3 separate regions of the Homo sapiens genome follow, and all the other regions are linked to region 1. The links are chromatin contacts, found by Hi-C or POLR2A ChIA-PET in ENCODE. All regions are on one chromosome and are shown on one strand. Each heading gives the region's core, a stretch centred on a gene start or an enhancer-like site at or near the end of the contact. The rest is flanking DNA. Distances are from core to core; before and after follow the strand shown.

Region 1 (4,387 bases), core at 1,364-3,863:
GTTTTTGAGACGGAGTCTCGCTCTGTCGCCCAGGCTGGAGTGCAGTGGTGCGATCTCAGCTCACTGCAAGCTCCGCCTCCCGGGTTCACGCCATTCTCCTGCCTCAGCCTCCCGAGTAGCTGGGACTCCAGGCGCCTGCCACGACGCCCGGCTAATTTTTTATATTTTGTTTAGTAGAGACGGGGTTTCACCGTTAGTGAGAATGGTCTCAATCTGCTGACCTTGTGATCCGCCCGCCTCGGCCTCCCAAAGTGCTGGGATTACAAGCGTGAGTCACCGCGCCCGGCCGATCTTTTAAATTTTTAAATCAGCTCATGCCACTCCCTGCTTAAAATCCTCCAGGAGTTTCCCACTGTGCTTTAAATAAAACCCAAACAATGTACTGTGGTCTCCATAATCTAGCCCCTGCTTTCTTCACTGGACTCATCTCCTACCCTTCTCTCCTTTCACTAGACACAAGCCTTGCTGAGCCCCAATTTTTAAAAAAATGTTTGAGTTCTTACCATGGGCACTATTTTATGCACTTTACGTGTGTTCTTACATAATCCTCCTAACAAGTAAGTACTATTATGATCTCCATTTTACAGGTGTGAAAACTAAGGCACAAACAAGCTAAGTAATTTCCCCACAGTCACATCATTAGTAGTTGGCAGAGCTGGGGTTCAACACACTAAAAAAGGCAGAGTAGGGTACAAGGGCATGGACTTTGGAGACAGGCCTAGGAACTCTGTTTACAGACTGTATATCCTTACAGAGTCACTCCTTTTCCCCAGTTGTAAACAGGGGTAAAAATACTTACCTTGCAATGTTGTTGGGAGATTTACAAATATTTGCACCTGGGCACAGTGGCTCACACCTGCAATCCCAGCACCTTGGGAGGCCGAGATGGGCAGATCACTTGAGCCCAGGAGTTTGAGACCAGTCTGGGCAACATACCAAGACCCCTTTCTACAAAAAAAATACGAAAATTACCCAGCTGTGGTAGCATGCGCCTGTAATCCCAGCTACTTGGGAGGCTGAGGTGGGAGGATAGCTTGAGGTCTCCCGAGGCTGCAGTGAGCTGAGATTGTGCCCCTGCACTCCAGGGCGAGAGAGCAAGACCCTGTCTTAAAATAAATAAATAAATAAATAAATAAATAAATATATATATATATATATATATATATATATTTGCAAAACACCTTCGCTCAGGAAATAATTAACAGGAATTCCCACCACAGCCTTTTATGCTATCAGCTTGCACACACAGACACAAAGTCAACATGTAGCAAACTGTTCAGGCTACCTAAACCAGATAAATGGCCCCACGAAGACCAGGAACAGACTATAATCGTCTTTAAATACCCATACCCCAACTTGACCAAAGGAGGCCTCTGCAGAGGCAATTGAATAGTCTTCCAGCAAAGGCTAGCTCATTTTAGTACAAGTGGGAGAGAAACGGGGCAATCTGACCAGTGGTTTAAGGGCTGAGTTGGCCCAGCAGAATTGACTAGGCCTTACCACAGGCTAATAACACTTGCCCTTGGCAAAACGAACGCCAGCTCGGGATTTCTGTAGCTTCAACCAGCTTTGTCCTTTGTGATAGTGCCACCTAGCGAGGGTCCGGAGGCACTACCTACTCCTGGCAGCTGCCAAGACCACTGCGACAAGGTGTTAGCCATTTAGGCCTAGGAAAGGGAATGGGGACCACCCGAGTCAGCACTCCTTCCATGACTCTGTGGAGGAAGCCCATGCTGTCCTTCCCCCAACCTCGTCCAGACCCATGGGGTCTGAAAAGCGCGAAAGGCCTGATATTAACTAACACTTGTACATAACACAGCAGTGATCTATTATCATTCCTCATTTTATGGTGTCCTCGCATCGAATCCCTCCCTGGGAATAGGAAAAACAGGCATCATTCTCATGAGAGCCATTGTACAGATGAGGAAACTGAGACTCGGCGGGAAAGTGGTTAACCCAAGGTCACAAAACGCCATGAGAGCCAGGGCTGGGACGAGAATCCACGCCTCTTCCATTCCGGTTCCCGGCTCCTACCCCGACCACCCACCCGAGTGTGAAGACACAGCATGCCCACCCCCACGGGGAGCAGAGGCTCCAGGATCCTGCGCCGAAGACCAGCATGTGGGAGCAGGATAAAGACTGCACGGGGAAGACAGCACTTCTTTCTTCTCTGTCCATGGAGTGCCGGGCACGCTCGCCACGGCTCGGGGGCGGGGGAAGCGGCGCCCGGGGCAGGAAACAGCGTCCTGCGCGGGTAGCCCCTGGGAGCACGCGGCACCGAGTCACGTGAGAGGGGAGCGCAGGCGAAGGGGCGTCGCGCGCAAGCACGCACGACATACGCAAACTCGCACTGAGGCGCCCACAGAGGCAAGCCCCAGGCCCCGGGTCACATGTGGAGGGTGGCAGGCGAGAACAGGGGGGCGGGAAAGACGGAGAGATCACGTGGAGGAGGCCAGAGCAGGGAAGTCACGTGAGGGGGACGGAGGCGGGGCCGCCTAGGAGGAGGAGGAGGAGGAGGGGCGCGCGGCTTCCGGCGGCTGGGGGGGCCAGCGAGCGGAGGGGGGGGCCTGTCCCGGAGGTGGCGGCGGCGCCATCTTGGCGAAGGGGGGATCAGGAAGTGCGGACCGCGGCGGCGGCGGCGGCGGCGGCGGCGGCGGCGGAGCCCGGAGCGCAGGCCGGAGGCTCCCGGCCCGCCGGCCCCGGAGCGGAGCGGAGCGGAGGATGCAGCAGCCGCAGCCGCAGGGGCAGCAGCAGCCGGGGCCGGGGCAGCAGCTGGGGGGCCAGGGGGCGGCGCCGGGGGCCGGGGGCGGCCCAGGGGGGGGCCCGGGGCCGGGGCCCTGCCTGAGGCGAGAGCTGAAGCTGCTCGAGTCCATCTTCCACCGCGGCCACGAGCGCTTCCGCATTGCCAGCGCCTGCCTGGACGAGCTGAGCTGCGAGTTCCTGCTGGCTGGGGCCGGAGGGGCCGGGGCGGGGGCCGCGCCCGGACCGCATCTCCCCCCACGGGGGTCGGTGCCTGGGGATCCTGTCCGCATCCACTGCAACATCACGGTGAGGACCCCCTCGCGTGCGCCTCTGTGGGGGCCCCTTGTCAGGGACCCAGGATCACTCCATCCAGCTTTTTGCTCTCGAAGGACCTGGGAGGCCGAAGCCCCTCTCAGGGCTCAGTTCTTTCTCTCCAGGTTACATTTGTTTCTGCTGCTTGAGGTTATGCAGTGCACCCAGAATCTCTACCATTGACCCCAATAGCAAGGGACACCCCGACATATGGCGCCTAGACTACCCGTTTCCACGAACCCACCCACATCCCAAGGTTCATGATTTTGGCTCTTTTTGGCTACTCCTCCACAACTTTACCTTGCCACCTAGGAATGCGTCTTTCTTCCCCTTACTCTTATTTCAAGGTTTTAGGCCTCGGCACTGACCCTAACTGCAAAGACCTGGCCTGAAACTCACTGCACATTTCAGCGATGCCCCCTTCTCAGTAGTACCTCTGACTTAGGAGGTTGCCACCTGTGGGATCCCCGCCTAGGCATCCCTCATGCAGACCCTCTTGCTCTCTCAACTTCACCAAGTGATAGTTTGCAATTCATTGACTCCTCTTCCTTCTCTCCTTTGGATTCTTTTTCTGGTGTAACCTCTAACTCTCCTCTTTTTGCCTCAGCTGGTAGCAGTTCTGCCACTCCCCTGCCTGTTCCCTATGGATATGTCCATTTGCCCTGGGTTGTTGCTTTTCCTGGTAATGATAGTGATGTGATGTGCGAGGGCTACCCCCATTTATTCTAAGCAGTAACAGTTGCATTTCTCCCCTGTGAGCGTCATTCCATCCTAGGCATACACCTTACATGTCTCCTGCCTGGTCTACCCTCAGACATCCCTTGAACAGAGAATTGGCTTCTGCTAATTTGGGAATGTCTGGTACTGCATGCTATAGCACTTATATTGGTTGATGTTACCTGCTGTGATGGTATTCTCTCTACCGGAGCAGTAGCTGAAATGCTAGCAGACAGTACTTTATCCAGGCAGGCAGACCTAATCGGAGTAGCCTGGGGAAAGGCAGAGTTGTGAATTCTCTGCTACTTGGGGGCCTGAATTCAACTTACTGGTGTTTTCTGTCCGTTTTCTCAATCAAACCAAGTTAAGATTTGGTGAGGTAAAGCCTCAGTTTGGATTGATTGGTGCCCCACCAAAACTCATATGTCCCATTTCTCTTTTCATTTCCTTTCTTTTTTCCTGCTAGAAAGTTAAAATTGAAGGACTAGGAGTGGCTTAGTTAAGTGAAGACTTGGGCATCTTTGATAATTATTTTTCCTCCAGCATTGAGGATTAGAGTCATGGCAATGCTAAGATACCCAGTAGAGGTGGATAAGGTTTCCCTGGCTTGTGTGGG
Region 2 (4,387 bases), core at 497-2,996, 640 kb after region 1:
GCCAGCTACTTGGGAGGCTGAGGTGGAAAGATGGCTTGAGCCTGGGTGGTGGAGATTGCAGGCAGCTGAGATCACGCCACTGCACTCCAGCCTGGGCGACAGAGGGAGACTGTCTCAAAGAAAAAAAAGAAAAAAAAAATGGGTGCGTCTGTGTTTGTGTAGGATCTACCTACGGCTTTAAGTTGCCATGTCCTCCATTATAATTTCATTTCCATTGCACAGCATGACTTTTAAATAATTTAAAAAACATGTTCAAATACCTGTGGAGGCTGGCGTGGTGGCTCACACACCTGTAATCCCAGCACTTTGGGAGGCTGAGGCAGGAGGATCACCTGAGGTCAGGAGTTCGAGACCAGCCTGGCCAACATGGCGAAACCCCGTCTCTACTAAAAACACAAAAATTAGCCGCGCGCCTGTAATCCCAGCTACTCGGGAGGCTGTTGAGGCAGGAGGATCGTTTGAACCTGGGAGGCGGAGGTTGCAGGAACTGAGATTGTACCACTGCACTCCAGCCTGGGAGACACAGTGAGAAAACAACAATAACAAAATGCCTGTGGAACCAGTTGTTTCTGGGTTTAAACCACTGCTTAGTCACTAACTAGCGGTCTGACCTTTGGCAAGTTACTTAACCTCTCTGAGCCTTAGTTTCCTCATCTACTTGGGTTCAAATTTCAGCTCTACCACTTAACGTGTAACTGGACAAATTTTTTGATCCTAATTTTCCTCATTTGTAAAGTAGGGATAACAGTACCTACCTCACAGTCATGAGGAATAAATACTTCATGTAAAGTTCTTAGCACAGAGCCTGACACAGTCTCTTTCCAAAAACGTTAACTACTATCATAACCTTAACACCCGGACTCTGTTACTTGGTCCCTATCCTCAAGGTGCTCCAGAAACGCTCGCTGAGTTTAGGCGGGCCTAACTGCTCCGTGGAAGCAGGGAGGCCAGCAAAAGGAGCTGGCCCTTGAGTTAATTAGGTGGAATCGGGCGGGGTGGGAGGCTGTTTCCTCGCTGAGAACCTAACCAGACCAGGAGTTCCCAAGAGAAGGAGCTGCGAGGGCTCTGCACACCGTAATTCCTCAGCAACTTGGCTAGCTGCTTTTTTTTTTTTCCTGCTGTCGTGGTTTAGTCACGACAGGACCAAGCGGAGGTACGATGAACACCAGGAAGCTCAAAGCCTTTGGCAGACGGAGACAGGCCACACCCCAAAAAGACGGCAAGGCTCAAGCGCCTAAAGCTAGTTCTATCGTGAAATTTCCTAGAGTCTGTCGCGACGAAACACCGCCCACCGCAGACCCCATCGCCGTTCGCCAGTCTCCATCTTTAGAATTGAAAGAATGAGAGATGGCCAAAGGGGAATCCCGGTTTGGAGAGACTGGGGTACGGCGGCTGCCTGGGGACCAAAACGTCTCTAAGGTAAAGTTGCAGCCTGAAGCGATTTTTTGACCCCCGACACTTAATGGGCTGTCGAAGACCCGGATGTGTCTGGGACTGGCAGAGGTACCCATTAACGCGCCCCCGCTAGACCATCCCCCCTCCTCCGTTTATGATTGGGTTTTAAGCACGCCAATCATCACTTCTCCGGCCACTCATTCTTCAAGGGTGGGGTGAAGTCCCGGCATCTAGTCTTCTACTGGCATGGCCGAGAAGATGAGGGCGGGGTGGCCGGCTTAGGTCGCCCAATGGGCGTCGTGGCGTGTGGGTAAGGCGGAGCCGAGGCGCTTGGCAGCTGCCCAATCAGCGTCCTTGTTTGTGTGGTGCCGCCGCCGCCGGTGCAGCCGTCGCCGCCGCCGCTGCCCCCGTCTGTACCGCAGTGTCTGCTCCGCCCGCCCGCCCCGGTCCGGCCCGCCCCCCTCCCCTACCCCCGTCCCTAGTCCCGTCAGCAGGGTCTGGATCCCCTGTGCCGTCGCCTCTTCCTTTTTCGACGCCTCCGCCGCCGCCTGAGGAGGCGAGCTAGCCGGGAGTTACACCGCCACCGCCAGGTGAGGAGCTTTGGCCTAGGCCAGCCTGGCCGCCCGCCCGCCCGGGGGCGGTGAGGAGCGAGGAAGGGAAGGAGGCTGGGAGGAGGCAGTGGTGGCGGAGGTGGGGGAAGGGAAAGGTGGAGGGGCGGGGGGAGGGGAAGCGCCCGCGAGCCGACGCCCGCCCGCGCGCCCCCGCCTTGCGTCCCCCTCCCCCCACCCCGGCACGGCGCGCCCCCGCCTCGCGCTCCTTCTTCACCTCATCCTCTCCCCCCTTGGCGCGCGCGACCCGGTCTTTCACTTCGGCCTCGCGCGCCCCCAGCTCGTGTCCCTTCATTTCGTCTCCTTGTACTCTTTCTCCCCTCCCTCACGCCCCGTTTCCCCCGCCATCCCCGCTTTCACTCCCTGCCTCATGCCCGCCATGCTCCCCTCCTTTCCTCTCTAGCGCGCCCCCCCCTTTTTTTTTTTAACTCTCTCCACCCCCAGTGGTGCCCTCAGGGTGCGGGGGCCGCTCCCTGCTCAGTCTTGTGTTTGCGGGCGGATGGGACGAATGGGGAATCTAAGGGTAAAGGAAGCACCAGATAATTATCTTTATTTAGGGAAAGGGATCAGGAGCGCATAACCTTACCCCTTTATTTCGTCGTCCACCGTTCGCTCGCCCTCCCGTAGGGGAAGAGAATTGTCTCAGGCTATGTGGGCACTTAGCTTCTACAGCGACTGGGCTTGTGGGACACACTGGATCTGTCTTCCAGTTCAGTTCCTGAGGGTCGGTGGAACTTACCCTTCCCTAACCACACCGGGACTTAGAGTACTTTTGGCCTCCCTGCTCTCAATTACATTGAGGAGCGAGCCACTCATGCGAGTGCAGAGGTTCAGGTGCCATTCGCGCGCCCGGTACAGCTTTCCCGTTTCATAAAGGTATGGTAGCCTCTTTGGATTCTTCCCCAGCATCAACTTCCAAACACAAGATGTTAGCTCATAGGGCTGGCAGTGAGGTGGAGATGGAGGCTTGGTGGTGGGTGGCATGTGGATGCTAACTGAGCTAGCTAGCAACCTTTTCTCTGTTGTCCCCTGGAAAATCAGGTAGCCTCCTGAGAACCAGTTTTCTCATTTCTGATAAATGCTTATTTGGGGGGCGTGTGTGTGTGCGTGTGTGTGTGTGTAAGAGAGAGAGAGAGATGGGGGGATACTTAATACATTTCAGCAGAGGCGAAGGATACTTAATATATTTCAGCAAAGGGCAAGAGCAGTGTTTTCAGGCCAGACTGCAAAAGAGGGATTTGGATTTGTAGCTGATGGAATTAAAACAGGTTTAACAGATCTGTGTTGGAGAAGAGCTGATGCTTTTGTAGTTTTTAGGACATTTTTTCTAAAAATTTATATTTTGAGTAGAAAAGCATGCATGTGGTTGTACAAAGTGAAAAGTAAGCTTCCTTCCCATCTCTGTCCTCCAGCCATCTAGTCTCCTTCCCCTCCTAGCACAGATGACTTTGATGTTTTCTGGCAGCAGCATGGTGCCTATATGTTGTTGGTGATTATCCTGTTTGGGAGTTTAGTGCTAACTTTATTGCTTTTCATTTGGTATGCTGACCTGAACTCTTCCTTGCAGTCTGATAACTTGGATTCTTATTTTGGTGCTGGAGCAGCCTTTCAAGTATTGTCCTAGAGTAGTATTTCTGTCAGTACTTAGTTGGGAAGGAGGCCACTTCTGGAGGTGCTATGGAGGAGTTCAGTATATTTTGAGGGAAGGCCCACACTTGTTGGATCGTGCTGCTTTTTTTGTGACGGATATCTAGTCCCTGGCCATTTGGGAATGGACTGGGTCAAGGATCGGATTCATATAAGCAGATAGCTTATATGAATAACTAGTTGATGGTAAGGCTGTCTTCACTTTTTAGGGGAATAGAGTTTTTTTAGTCCAGTGGCAGTGATAGTCATCATGGAACAAGGTAGAAAAGTACTAATCAGCAGGAATCAGAAGGCTGAATCTATAGGCTGAGTGACCCAGTTTGAGTAGAGGTGAGGCTTACAGACTTTTGTCCTGCCTATTATTCCTTACTTGAGAACACTCTCCATGAGGTGAGAGTGATTTGTAGTTGACAGCAGCATCCATCTTTATGACACTGTGGTTTGCCTTCCCTGACCGTATGTGATGTGTGTTAACTTCCTGTTTAGAGGCAGTCCCAGTAGGGTCTGAATATAGGCTGCACTCAAATACTTTTCTAGGAACAGTGTTAACCAGGTTCCCTGATCAGCCCTTCAAATCTAAATTCTGGCAGTAACTTTTACTGCTGTGCTTAGCATAGGGCCACAGGGTGGTGGCAGAGGGAAGTGTGAGGAATTTGTTCTGAGCCTCACAACCTTAAAGTACTTTCAAAAGCTTGTATGCTGTCCCCCATTTTGGGGTTTTGCCCCCTTCTCCCCTT
Region 3 (4,387 bases), core at 712-3,211, 570 kb after region 1:
AAAAATAGGGCCAGGCGTGGTGGCTCACGACTGTAATCCCAGCACTTTGGGAGGCCGAGGCGGGCGGATCAGAAGGTCAAGAGATCGAGACCATCTGGCCAACATGGTGAAACCCCATCTCTACTAAAAATACAAAAATTAGCTGGGCGTGGTGTCGGGCACCTGTAATCCCAGAGGATTACAGGTACTCCAGAGGCTGAGGCACAAGAATCGCTTGAATTCGGGAGGCGGAGGTTGCAGTGAGCCGAGATTGCGCCACTGCACTCCAGCCTGGCGACAGAGCAAGACTCTGTCTCAAAAAAATTAATTAATTAATTAAAAAATAAATAAAAAATTTTTTTGAAACAGGATCTTACTCTATCACCGAGGCTGGAGAGCAGTGGCATCATAATCGTGGCTCACTACAGCCTTGGACTCTTGGGCTCAAGTGTTCTGCCCACTTCTGTCCCCCAAGTAGCTGCGGCTGGGACTACAGGCCACACCACCATGTATGGCTAATTTTTTTTTTTTTTTTTTTTTTTTTTTGTCGAAGCAGTCTCACTATGTTGCCCAAGCTGGTCTTGAACTCCTGGGCTTAAGGGATCCTCTCACGTTGGCCTCCCAAAGTGCTGGGATTACAAGTGTGAGCCACCGCAACAGGTCTTAGATAATATTTTCTTTCTTTCGTGTTTCGTATTTTTTTCCACCCCCAGCACACATATAGCAAGAATAATTTTTTTCTAAAGGCAGAGATAAACTTGTTTCTCTTTTACTCTCTTTCTTTCTTTCTTTTTTTTTTTTTTTTGAGACGGAGTCTGGCTCTGTCGCCCAAGCTGGAGTGCAGTGGCGCAATCTCGGCTCACTGCAAGCTCTGCCTCCCGGGTTCACGCCATTCTCCTGCCTCAGCCTCCCAAGTGGCTAGGACTACAGTCGCCTGCCACCACGCCCGGCTAATTTTGTGTGTGTGTGTGTATTTTTAGTAGAGATGGGGTTTCACCATGTTAGCCAGGATGGTCTCGATCTCCTGACCTCGTGATCCGCCCGCCTCGGCCTCCCAAAGTGCTGGGATTACAGGCGTGAGCCACCGCGCCCGGCAAACTTGTTTCTTTATACCCGTGCTGTTCATATTTCAGCTTCCTGGTTACCAAGGCTACACATTCATGGCCTATTGAGTGAGATTTCAGGAGTACTGCACCTTAAGTGGGCCATATTAAAAGATTCACGTAAAGAATGACATTTTTAGTTCAAATCTCTGTTTTCCTAAGCTATTTGGTCAGAGAAATCACACATGGGTCCCCATAAGAGAGATCGTTCCAACTGAAGCCCCAGGATGTGTCTAGGTAGGCTGTGTGTGTTGGGGTGGTGGGGCCGATTCTGTATAACTAATTTACGTTTTCACCCTGTTCCACCAGGGGGCAGACTGACTCAACAAATAACCTACTTCTGCGCATCCCGCTTTTTTCAAAGTGAATTGGGACCCATAGAACTAAGGGCTTGGACAACTAACAGTAAAATTCTAGGACTGCCTTTTACTCAGCCCCAGAAACCGATGATAACTCATCTTCTAGCTTCGTTGAATAGCATCTCCAAAACTCAGCCCCATTTTTTTTTTTCAATTTCTAGTGCTCTCCCTACCTTCACCCTTATTCCCAAAACTCTTGGTTCTCTTCCCCTAATCCCTCTAAAATTTCTCTTCTAAAATTTCTGGTCGTCGTGGTTAAACCTCTACTTCCCTTCACCCCAGCCTCTCTGGCCTCAGAATGGAAGAGTAAGGTCCTAAGAGGGGAGCTACAATTACCGAAAGGCTGTGGAAAATAGCGAGAGAGACAGGCCGGCCTAAGCTAGGAAGGGAAAACCGAGAGAACAGAGGCCGGGCTGGCAGCCTTGGCCTGCTCAAAAGGGTGGGCGGGCAGGGGGTGGAGCCCGGAGGGGTGCCGCCTCTCCTCTTTCCCGGAGCCTGGGCGGAGAGGGAGGAAAACTTCTTCCTGGCCTGGGCTCCGTGCCGCTCTGTTTGCCAACCGTCCAGTCCCGCCTACCAGTGCCGGGCGCTCCCCACCCCTCCCCCGGCTCCCCCGGTGTCCGCCATGGCCAAAGCCTACGACCACCTCTTCAAGTTGCTGCTGATCGGGGACTCGGGGGTGGGCAAGACTTGTCTGATCATTCGCTTTGCAGAGGACAACTTCAACAACACTTACATCTCCACCATCGGTGAGCCCGCTGGCCATGTCCCAGACCCCGACTCTCCTGTGACCTCCTTCTCCGGCTCCCGGATTACTAGTGACCCCACTTTTCAGTCCCCTTAGAGTAAGGCTCCTAAATTCTAGTCCCTCAACCCCTGGCTCTGACCCTTCCCCCGTGCATGTCTCTGTATAGTAACCAAACCTCTCACCTCTCTGAGGCCTTCAGGTAACTCTTCAACTGCTGCCAGCTCCTCATTTTCTTGGTACCATCGCCTTAGTCTCCCCAAATCCACAAGAACTCTTCTCTATTTTTCTCTGTTCCCCTCTTCCCCTACCCCCACCACCTAGAACTCTCTCGATCCTATCTCCATGTTTCCTGTATCCCTGTCCGCCACATCTTTTTCTCCCGATCCGATGCTAGCCTCTTTCTGTCTTGCTGAGCTTCAAACTCTCCCACTGTGTCCCCACCTCACCATCTACTTCCCAGGTTCCCTGCCCCAGTCTCCCTGCACCTCAGCTGAACAAGGGTTTGGGAAGGGTGGAACAAGGTGGCTGGGTGTGCTGGAGGGTGGCCCAAGGACTGTGATCATGAATATGCAGCCAGCTTGGTGAGGAACGTGGAAATGAGGGGACTTTTGGGGTCTCTGAGTCAGCCTGGTGACTCATCCTCCTCCCAGGGGCCCCCAGCAGGCTTGGGGGAGGTGCCCAAGTTTCTACTAAGAAGAACATTGTCTCCCCTCCTCCCTTCTCTTCTTTCTTCATCTCCTCTGGCTTGGGAAATAGACAGGAAGAGTCTCACGACAATTCTGGTTACAAAGGAAAAGGAAAAATGCCCCTCTTTCCTAATTGTCTCAAAAGTAATCCTGTTTAGCCTCAGACTTTCCTAGTGCCAAGTTTGGCCCACTAGTTAATTCACATAGACTGGCTTCAGCTACTTTTTTCCTTACTCTCTACTAGGAGGGTAGGTGGGATACCAAGAGTAGAGGGCTCTAAGAAAACAGAGAAGAGGAATGTGAAAGTAATATCTGGGGGGAGACAGAGACTGAATTCAGAGAGTTGTCAGCTGGTATAACTGAATGGACCCAAGAGGCAGCCTAAGGATTTTAAGCCTCCATGCAGAATTTTCGTCACCTTTTCCCTCCCAAAATCCATAAAATGTACGTAAAAATAGTATTCTTGCTATACAAATACAGCTTTGGGAAAATTCTCCTAGCTTGGCATTTCCAACAAGATTGTTCCCCAAGTGCCTCCCCTGCAGAATTTCTGGTGCCAGCACTGCTCCGTTCCTGTCCCTTCCATCACACAGTTTTACATGTGTGCATGCATGTCTCAACTTCAGTGCATACCTTCCACCCCTAGGAATTGATTTCAAGATCCGCACTGTGGATATAGAGGGGAAGAAGATCAAACTACAAGTCTGGTAAGTCAGTCCTCTGGGATGCCTCGCCAGACTTCCCCATTTACCTCCTACACGTTTTTCCTTCTATTTTGTTTCATTTCTCTTCCTTTCCCCATTGCTCCTTCTAGAAGTGCTAGAAGGAGCACTTCTGGCATTTCTCCGGATGCACTCAGCTGTCCTTCCATCTCTCTTCCTGCTCTCCCAACTAGTTCCAACTCTTTTGTAACTCTTGCCTCCTCTGGCTGCAGAGCATCCTCTTAATTTGACAACAAACAACTGTTCAGTCATAACATGGAAACAGGCTGTGAGCAGTTAAATGGCAAAGGCAGAATTAAGACTTGACTCTAAGTCTAGTGTTTTCTCCAAAATATGGTGAGCCCAGAGAGCCAAATATAGACCCTGAAGGTGTTTAAGTGGTATGAAGCTTAGTGGAGGCATTATGCTATGACATATAAGAGCAGACTGGTGCGCAAATCTGGTTCTTTTAGTTATCTCCTGCCTGACCTTCATTAATTATTCAGCCTATCCAAATCTGTTTCCTCTTTTTTTTTTTTTTTTTTTTTTGAGACAGAGTTTTGCTCTTGTCACCCAGGCTGGAGTGCAATGGCACAATCTAGGCTCACTTTAACCTCCGCCTCCTGGGTTCAAGTGATTCTCCGACCTCAGCCTCCCAAGTAGCTGGGATTACAGGCGCCCGCCACTAGGCCGGGCTAATTTTTGTATTTTTAGTAGAGACGAGGTTTCACCATGTTGGCCAGGCTGGTCTTGAACTCCTGACCTCAGGTGATCCACCCGCCTCAGCCTCCCAAAGTGTTGGGATTATAGACGC

What was found. Hi-C counts contacts between places; a loop is a spot of excess contacts on that map. ChIA-PET counts read pairs that join two places held with the same protein, here RNA polymerase II (POLR2A). Pooled maps may share reads with other maps.
Region 2: a loop to region 1 is called in a map of CD8-positive, alpha-beta T cell, with 13 times the contacts of the local background. The contact joins the promoter of GATAD2B here to the promoter of UBE2Q1 in region 1. A Hi-C loop is called at or near these places in 2 of 168 maps with a recorded cell type or tissue (CD8-positive, alpha-beta T cell and naive thymus-derived CD4-positive, alpha-beta T cell) and 6 of 50 pooled maps.
Region 3: a loop to region 1 is called in a pooled map, with 3 times the contacts of the local background. The contact joins the promoter of RAB13 here to the promoter of UBE2Q1 in region 1. A Hi-C loop is called at or near these places in 2 of 168 maps with a recorded cell type or tissue (B cell and naive thymus-derived CD4-positive, alpha-beta T cell), 1 of 37 single-sample maps with no recorded cell type and 8 of 50 pooled maps. POLR2A ChIA-PET finds 5 or more read pairs at or near these places in 1 of 52 experiments (activated B cell).

What each region holds. Positions count from the first base shown.
Region 1 is chr1:154,556,888-154,561,274 of GRCh38, reverse strand. It overlaps UBE2Q1 (ubiquitin conjugating enzyme E2 Q1), which reads left to right and starts at 2,613. Exons shown (of 13, transcript NM_017582.7): 1 at 2,613-3,048. The coding sequence starts at 2,722. RefSeq lists enhancers at 1,597-2,177, 2,178-2,759 and silencers at 2,129-2,218, 2,339-2,428, 2,519-2,598, 2,919-3,018.
Region 2 is chr1:153,920,331-153,924,717 of GRCh38, reverse strand. GATAD2B (GATA zinc finger domain containing 2B) reads left to right here and starts at 1,746. Exons shown (of 11, transcript NM_020699.4): 1 at 1,746-1,985. LOC101928059 (a long non-coding RNA gene) reads right to left here and starts at 1,345. Exons shown (of 4, transcript XR_922160.3): 1 at 756-1,345. RefSeq lists silencers at 671-965, 1,643-1,962 and an enhancer at 1,273-1,512.
Region 3 is chr1:153,983,913-153,988,299 of GRCh38, reverse strand. RAB13 (RAB13, member RAS oncogene family) reads left to right here and starts at 1,961. Exons shown (of 8, transcript NM_002870.5): 1 at 1,961-2,187; 2 at 3,519-3,579. The coding sequence starts at 2,064. RefSeq lists a silencer at 1,877-2,046 and enhancers at 1,858-2,359, 2,673-2,902.